Linked DNA regions of Homo sapiens: regions 1 and 2 are each linked to region 3. The links are chromatin contacts, found by Hi-C or POLR2A ChIA-PET in ENCODE. All regions are on one chromosome and are shown on one strand. Each heading gives the region's core, a stretch centred on a gene start or an enhancer-like site at or near the end of the contact. The rest is flanking DNA. Distances are from core to core; before and after follow the strand shown.

Region 1 (2,700 bases), core at 4-2,503, 450 kb before region 3:
AAGATTCATCAGCAACAAAGCCTCCACCTCCTCCATCTCCACCTCCTCGCTGCTCCTATGCCCTGCCAGACCCGTTTCCACTCACCGCCCTTGCAACAGCTGTTTCCCCTGCCTGGAAGTCCATCCCCCTGCCGCCCCCACCTGTTCCTACTGGCCAGGGGGCCCTTCCCCCTCAGCACCTTCGGGTGCTAAGACTGACTGTCCTCTCAGTCCCTTGCAGCCTTCTCATCCTTCCTGACACCATGTGAGCTGGAAGCTTGTTCCATCTCCTCACTCGCTTTGGGTCCATCCCCAAACCAGACCTGTGTTGGCAGGGCTGAACCTGTCTATCATCCCGGCCATATCCCTGTGTCCACTGCCCAAAGGCCTGGCGCATAGCAGGTGCTCACTAAACACTCCTCAAGCACATGAACCGAGGTGCGTGTTCCTGTCCCATTTTACATGCAATGAAACGCCAGGTCCAGATGCTCCGAGGGATGGGGGATGAACACCCATCTCCACCCACGGGCGCATCACGCCCGCCAGTCCCACTGAGCCAAGTGGCTGCAGGTGAACCTGGCAGGTGCGCCTATGACTCACCTCCCTAGGTGCCAAATCCCCAGGGCAGGCCGCACCCGCCCACACCCCAATTAGCAGCTCCTTGTGAGGCAACAGAAAGCGGGCCCCGGGGCTCCAGGCCCAGCCTCCCCCATATCTGCTTCTCCCTCCGGGAGATCTCTATCTAAGCTGCTAAGACCTGGAGATCCAAAGCGACCCCAGGCCCTACCCCCGGGCAGGCCAGTCAGGCGGGAAGCGGAGCCGTGGTCCAACTGCAAGGGTCCCCAAGCCCAGGCCCGTGTCCCCTCCCCTATCTTCACCCGGAGTTGGGGCGGGGCAGCCCTGCCCAGCCCAGGCCCGGATGCCACTTTCTCCGCGGGCACCCACGGGCACCCCGCCTTTGCCCGCGTCGTGCGCCTAACGGTGAAGGGGACCCAGCCCCAGGCCCGCGACCCCCGCCCCGGAGCCCGGGTCCCGCCGCCGCCGCCGCCGCCGCCCCACCCCGCCGGCCCCGGGCCCAGACGCGCGAACGGGCCCGCCTCCCGGGCTCCCGCGGGCCCCCAGGCCAGCCCGACCTCTTTCGAGCTCCTCCAGGACGTAGGTGAGGAGCCCCGGGCTCCCGAACTCGCTGCCCACCACGAGGAGCAGTGAGCTCGGAGCCGCGGCAGCCCCAGATCCAGCCACCGCCGCCATCTTCGGGCCGCCCCGGCGTTCTCGGCGCCCGCCCCGCAGGCCCCGCCTCTTAAAGGGGCCGCACCGGAAGGGCTGAAGACCCCGCCCGGAACCACCGCATCCCCGCCCCTTTTTGTCGACCACTTACAGGCCCTTTGAGGTCGTGGAGAGCAGGGGATGCGGGCGTTAAAGGGGTTGGCCGACTCCTGGGTGTCCGCTTGGGAGCCGCCTCTCCCAAGTGACCATTCATTCATTTTTTTTTTCATTGAACAAGCTTTGATTGCGTGCCTGCTGCATGTAGGTCAGAACTCCTGCCCTCCAGGAACTCACATCACATGACAGTAGGCCGCATCAGAACCCGGTGCCTATGGATGCTCCCAGCTCTCTAGGTCAGGGCTTGAACAGAGAAAAGAAATCTATCTTGTAGGTAGGGCTTTAAGGGATGTGTAGGAGTTTGCCTTGTGGGTGGTGGGGCAAGAGCTGGTGAGGCAGAAGTTTACAGCAGGTGCAAAGTTTTAGAGGTAAGAAAGTACATGTGTGTTTGGGACACAACCGGAGCACTCTGGGCCTGCCTGGAACAGGGCAACACTTATTCTGCACCTCCTGTGCGCCAGGTATTTTATTGCATTAGCTCATTACATACAAGCACAAAGCGATGAGTTTTGTGCTTGTATGTAGGCACAGATGAGTAGGCACAGTTACTGTGGTCACTTTCAGAGGAAAGAAGAGGAAACTGAGATTTGGAGGGATGAAGTCACCAGGCCTGTAAGTGGTAGAGCAGGTTTGAACCCAAGTGGGTCTTACTCTAGATCCAGCCTGTGCAAGGGACTGCCTGCGTTGCGCACATGGGTACCTCTCTCTCCCCAGATAATCCTCTTTAGGCTTTTCTTTCCTTTCCTCCCCTCTCTTCTCCTCTCCTCCCCTCCCCTCCTCTCCTCTTCTCCCCTCCCCTCCCCTTCTCTCCCCTCTCCTCTCCTCTCCTCCCCTCCCCTCCCTTCCTCTCCCTCCCCTCCCCTCCCCTCCTCTCCCCTCTCCTCTCCTCTCCTTTCCTTTTCTTGAGATGGAGTCTCATTCTGCCGCCCAGGCTGGAGTGCAATGGCACAATCTCAGCTCACTGCAACCTCTGCCTCCCGGGTTCAAGCGATTCCCTTGCCTCAGCCTCCCAAGTAGCGGGATTATAGGTGTCCGCCACCATGCCCTGCTAATTTTTGTATTTTAGTAGAGATGAGGTTTCTTTTCTTTTCTTTTCTTTTCTTTTCTTTTCTTTTCTTTTCTTTTCTTTTCTTTTAGAGACAGAGTCTCGCTCTGTCGCCCAGGCTGAAGGGTAGTGGCGCGATCTCGGCTCACTGCAAGCTCCACCTCCCAGGTTCATGCCATTCTCCTGCCTCAGCCTCCCGAGTAGCTGGGACTACAGGCGCCCGCCACTGTGCCCAGCTAATTTTTTGTATTTTCAGTAGAGACGGGGTTTCACCGTGGTCTCGATCTCCTGAC
Region 2 (2,700 bases), core at 141-2,640, 380 kb after region 3:
CCGAGTAATGCAGCAGCAGCAGCAGGTTGCTGGGCACGAAGAAGGCCACGGCGGAGGCCAGCACCACTGCGGTCAGCCTCAGCGCGTGGCCGTAGCGCCGGCCGCTGGCCGCCAGCGTGTGCAGGGTGGCCCCGTAGCACAGCAGCATGGCCAGCAGGGGCAGGAAACAGCCCAACAGCGCCAGGCAGGTGAAGGCCGGTTGCCAGTGGGAGGCCTGTGCGTCCAGGGGCAGCGCGTCATGGCAGAGCACGCGATCGGAGCGCGCCAGCCGGAAGGTCTGCCGCTGCAGTGTCAGGGGCAGTGCCAGGGCGGCCGCCATGAGCCAAGCAGCCATGCAGAGTCCAAGGGCCAGGCGCCGGCCACGCAGGGCGCGGGCCCGCAGCGGGTGCACCAGGGCCAGGTAGCGATCCAGGCTGACGGCGGCCAGCAGCAGCACTGAGCCATACATGTGACCATAGAGTGCGGCCGTGGCCAGGCGGCAGGCGGCCTCCCCGAAGGGCCAGCGCTGGCCACGCAGGTGGTAGGCGATCCGCGGGGGCAGCGCCAGGGCCAGCAGGAGGTCAGCAGCCGCGAGGTTCATCAGCAGCATGGTGGAGGGCAGCCGAGGTGCCTGCGTGGCCAGCACCCACAGCGCCAGCCCATTGGCCGGCAGCCCCACCACCAGGACCAGCCCATAGAGGGCGGGCACCAGCCTGGTGGGCACCCAGCCCAGAAGCAGTGCCCGTGAGCTGTCCGGGAGCTCCAGGGTGTCACTGTCATTGGCACAGACTTGGCCTGGGTAGCCGCGGGGGGCAGGCAGGATTGAGGGCGTGCTGTCTGGGAGAGAGAGGGGACCTCAGTCAGCCCCTGCCTCGGCAGGTGACGAGAAGCAGCAGGGAGGGAGGTGCTCAGAGCCTGGGGTCTGCCCTGGTGGGAAACAGCTGGACATGACACTCAAGGGAATAGCCCAGCCCTATGGGGTCAGAGACGGGATACAGAGTGGGCTGGGCTGAAGCCCGCAACTTCCCGGCCTCCCCCTCCCCAGCTCCGGGCCCCCAGCTCCATCTCTGATGTAACCCCATCTCTGCACCCCAAAGCCAGGACCACTCACCATCACCACCTCCGGTGCTCCCGCTCTCGTCGTAGACGCTGGGGGTCTGGGTGCCGCCAGACAGGCTGAACCCCAGCACCAGGGGCCACAGGAGCAGTCGCCCCCACATGACTGCACTCAGGCTGCTCTGGGCTGTGGCCTCAGGCTTCCTGCCTCGCCGGACCCTGAGCCCCAGCTTCTGGAGCCGAGGCGGACGAGCAGATCGCGCCGGTAGAGATAAACCAGGAAGGCTGCCCCTGCCCCCGCAGACCCACCAGGGCCGCTTGCCAGCCAGCCCGTGGGAGGACTGGAGTGTGGGTTATGGAGACCGGGCTGCCCCACGTGGCTATATCCAGTGTGGCGCCTCCCAGGGACCCAGGTGCCAGGCCAGCAAGATGCAGGGGGGGGGGTCCCAGCTGCAGCCAGCACCCCCGGTCCCTGACCAGCCCAGGAAGCATCTGCGGTTCAAGTGGCCACTTCCTGCCAGCCGCTCACATCTGCAGCCACTGTTCTCACGACAGCCCTGTCCTCACCCCAATCCCCACGCCCATCACGGGCTCTGGGCCTTTCCTGAAGTCACCCCCCGACTTCCTATCTCTGGTGAGCAGGATAAGAAGAGCCCTGCTAGGCCAGGCACGGTGGCTCACGGCTGTAATCCCAACATTTTGGGAGGCCAAGGCAGGCAAATCACCTGAGGTTGGGAGTTTGAGACCGGCCTGACCAACATGGAGAAACCCCATCTCTCATAAAAATACAAAAATTAGCTGGGCTTGGTGGCAGATGCCTGTGGTCCCAGCTACTCAGGAGGCTGAGGTGGGAGAATTGCTTGAACCCAGGAGGTGGAGGTTGCAGTGAGCCGAGATCTTGCCACTGCACTCCAGCCTGGGCAACAGAGCGAGACTCGGCAAAAAAAAAAAAAAAAACCAAGGATGGGCGCCTCCCAGAGGGTAATAGCGAGGGTCCCTTCAGACCCCCAGAGCAGCACGAGCCCAGCGTCAGGGACTCTGGCTGAACCTCGAGAGCCCCTCAGCATCCTCGGCTGACCCCATACTCACAAGGCACCCCTGTATGAGTGCCTCACTTCACTCTTGCCCAGGGGACACACGGGCATCTGTAGGGGAGACAGTGATGCTGGGGACAGCACCTGCCGAGGACCGGGGGGACTTCGGGGTGTGTGGCTCGCCTGCTCTGACCTCTGACCCTGAGTGAGGTGGCCAGGTTGAAGGGTCCCCAAGCCAGCCTCCAGGGGGCCTCCCTCCTCTAGCCCCAGCACATCCCCACTCCTGGGTACCATTGGATGGGGGCTCATCGGGCAGATGAAGAAACTGAAGCTCGGGGGGGTACCCCTTCCCTCTTCTGCACAAGGCCCCTCAGTGTTGTCCCTCCCTGCCTCAGAGAGGCCTCAACCCGTCGTGCCCTGGGGGAGTCTGGTATGGGTGGTTCTGGCCCCAGTGTGCTCAGCGCTGGGCTACAGGGGATGGGGGACAGGGCTTGGGGGGGTCTGGGAGCAGGAGGGCCTAGTTGGGAGCCATGAGGATTGGGGAAAATAAAATGAACTAGGGATGGGGGAGGGAGGGGTCCAATGTGGCCGTTTCCTGCCTGGGGGAGCCCTAATCTCATCACACACTTGA
Region 3 (2,754 bases), core at 1-2,500:
CTTTGGGAGGCCGAGGCAGGTGGATCACCTGAGGTTGGAAGTTCGAGACCAGCCTGACCAACATGGAGAAACCCCGTCTCAACTAAAAATACAAAATTAGCCGGGCGTGGTGGCGCATGCGGATAATCCCAGCTACTCGGGAGGCTGAGGCAGGAGAATCGCTTGAACCCGGGAGGGGAGGCTGCGGTGAGCCGAGATCCCGCCACTGCACTCCATCCTGGGCAAAAAGAGCGAAACTCCGTCTCAAAAAAAAAAAAAAAAAAAAGATTGGTTACTAAGAAGGAAGAGGGGCGATGAGCCGCTTACTGATGATGAGTCACTCCTCTTAGGGAGTCACTTTCCTCAGCTGCAGAATGGCTGCCTTTTACACCTCTCAGCCGAGCAGCCACTCCGACATAAGATAACAGTCCCCCCTCTTTTTTCCTCTTTTTTTTTTTAACGTAGTGCTAGCCCCATGCCCCTACTCGGCCAGTGAGCACATCCCAGCTCTCTGGCCACTGAAAATGGCTCAGGGATGGGCACATGACCCAAATCAGGCCATTGAGTGGCAGCTCTGCAACTTCTAGCAGTGTCATCAAGGAAAAGAGACTCTCATTAGAGTTGCAGAGCTGGTAGAATAAAGTTGAGAGCTGTGAGGGGCCCCTTTTGCCTCGGTAAAAAGCGAAATGGTCTCCACCGAGAAAACTGCAGATCGAATTCTGACCACCTGGACCCAGCTCCTGTTAGACCCAATCTATAAGCCACCAACTTCCTTTTCTTCCTTAAGCCAGATTGAGTAGGGTTTTCTGTTACCTAAAACTGAAAATGTCTTGGTGAATAAGGGAATAATAACCTCTAGGACACCCTCGTCCCTAGCGGGTGTCTGCATGAGGGAGAAGCAAAATATTAGTACTGTGGTTCCCCTTGGAGAGAAACAGGACGCGAATGGAGCAGTTTGTCTATCTGGGAAATAGGCACGGGCTTCCCAAGATGGTCTTTGAGCGCCTTGCAGTCCCCACACCTCTAAGAAAAACAAGGCTTTAGCGGCAGCAAGAAGGATGGAGGCTACACTGCAGGAGAAACCAGAAATAAAGGCGGAAGCCCCAGGAAAGGCGAGGAGCTGGATCTCTTGGGGCAAAGGGAGCTGGGCCCCTAGGAACGGGCCCCACACGCTTTCACCACCCACCTTCGGCTCACCGTAGCCTGAACCTCCTTCTAAATCAGCCGCCGACTCACTAGGAAGCCGCCATCTTTACAGCCGGAAGTTGTACGGCGCAGCCCCGACGCCTCCTGGGAAATGTAGTTCAGCGGGCTGCAGAACAAGCAGAGACAGAAACTGGTTGAGGCTAGAAAGAACTTGGAAACTGATAGGCTGAAACTGGGTTGGGGGTGGGGTTTGGAGTGAGAGCTGCCTGGAGCTGGGTGCGGCGGGACCTGGAATGTGATTGGCTACACTGGAGCAAAGTATGAAATGTGATTGGATTAAAAAAATTAGTGAATTTTTGTTTTTGGCCGAATCAGACTACAATAGTCAGTGCTTCTACCGTGATAGGCTGAAACGTGGAATAGAGGTGGAGCTTGCAATGTGATAGGCTAAGAGGGACGGAGAAGGCCGATTTAGGGAAAGAGGAGGAGCTGATTGGTGATTGGTGGAGCTGGCCTGAGCCTCCATGTGGGGCAGGTATTCCCATGTGGGTGTGGCCTGAGCATCCAGGGCCCTTCCCAATTACTTAATTCTTGTTCCTTATTTTACATATATTTGCATGAATCAAAAAATACTTACTCTGGTCTTATTGGGTCACTGTAGGTGGAGCGAAGCTAAGTCGGGCCTATTTCAAGCCTACCTCTTTTTTCATGGCTTTTTTTTTTCTTATTTTTAGAGACAGGGTATCGCTCTGTCGCCCAAACTAGACTGCAGTCACGCGATCATGGCTAGTCACTACAGCCAAGCGATCGCTCAAGTAGCTGGGACTACAGGCGAGGACCACCGCATCAGACTACCCTAGGCTTCCTTCCTTTTTTTTTTATTTTTATTTTTTAGATGGAGTCTCACTCTGTCGCCCAGGCTGCCGTTGTCTTCTTAGTGCACACTTCCCCCTTAGCCCCAGAAGTATTTATTTATTTATTTTTATTTTTTTGAGACAAGAGTCTTGCTCTGTCGCCCAGGCTGGAGTGCAGTGGCTCAATCTCGGCTCACTGCAACCTCCACCTCCAGGGATCGAGCAATTCTCCTGCCTCAGCCTCCCAAGTAGCTGGGATTACAGGCATGCACCACCAGGCCCGGCTGAGATATATATAGTATTTTTAGTAGAGCTGGGTTTTTGTTGTGTTTTTTTTTTTCGTTTTTGTTTTTGTTTTTTTGAGATGGAGTCTCGCTGTGTCACCTAGAGCGGCTCTTTGAAGGCTCTAAGCCTTTGCCCAGGAAGTTCCTTCTGCCTGGAATGCTGTTCCTCCTGTTGCTTTTCTGGCAAGTTCTTTATGCTTCAAAGCTCACCTTACACAGCCCCTCCGGCTATTCTCGAATTAGAGCCTGGCCAATGTGGCCGGCTTCTTTGACCCTCAAAAAAAAAAAAACAACTGAGGAGTTGGGGGCAGTGGCTCACACCTATAATCCCAGCATTTTGGGAGGCTGAGGTGGGTGGATCACGAGGTCAGGAGTTAGAGATCAGCCTGGCCAATATGGTGAAACCCCGTCTCTACTAAAAATACAAAAAATTAGCTGGGTGTGGTGGCGCGCACCTATAATCACAGCTACTCAGAAGGCTGAGGCAGAAG

Evidence for each region. A loop is a pair of places that touch in the nucleus more often than their neighbours do. ChIA-PET counts read pairs that join two places held with the same protein, here RNA polymerase II (POLR2A). Pooled maps may share reads with other maps.
Region 1: a loop to region 3 is called in a pooled map, with 4 times the contacts of the local background. The contact joins the promoter of MAP1S here to the promoter of BABAM1 in region 3. A Hi-C loop is called at or near these places in 1 of 50 pooled maps. POLR2A ChIA-PET finds 5 or more read pairs at or near these places in 2 of 52 experiments (WTC11 and activated CD4-positive, alpha-beta T cell).
Region 2: a map with no recorded cell type shows a loop between it and region 3 (3-fold over the local background). The contact joins the promoter of F2RL3 here to the promoter of BABAM1 in region 3. A Hi-C loop is called at or near these places in 1 of 168 maps with a recorded cell type or tissue (endothelial cell of umbilical vein), 12 of 37 single-sample maps with no recorded cell type and 10 of 50 pooled maps. POLR2A ChIA-PET finds 5 or more read pairs at or near these places in 1 of 52 experiments (H1).

Annotation. Positions count from the first base shown.
Region 1 is chr19:17,718,033-17,720,732 of GRCh38, reverse strand. MAP1S (microtubule associated protein 1S) reads right to left here and starts at 1,253. Exons shown (of 7, transcript NM_018174.6): 1 at 1,113-1,253. The coding sequence starts at 1,230. RefSeq lists enhancers at 62-211, 602-671 and a silencer at 1,022-1,071.
Region 2 is chr19:16,887,689-16,890,388 of GRCh38, reverse strand. F2RL3 (F2R like thrombin or trypsin receptor 3) reads right to left here and starts at 1,390. Exons shown (of 2, transcript NM_003950.4): 1 at 1,091-1,390; 2 at 1-816. The coding sequence starts at 1,199. RefSeq lists an enhancer at 116-715.
Region 3 is chr19:17,265,939-17,268,692 of GRCh38, reverse strand. BABAM1 (BRISC and BRCA1 A complex member 1) reads right to left here and starts at 1,250. Exons shown (of 9, transcript NM_014173.4): 1 at 1,166-1,250. RefSeq lists enhancers at 762-1,473, 981-1,480, 1,741-2,200.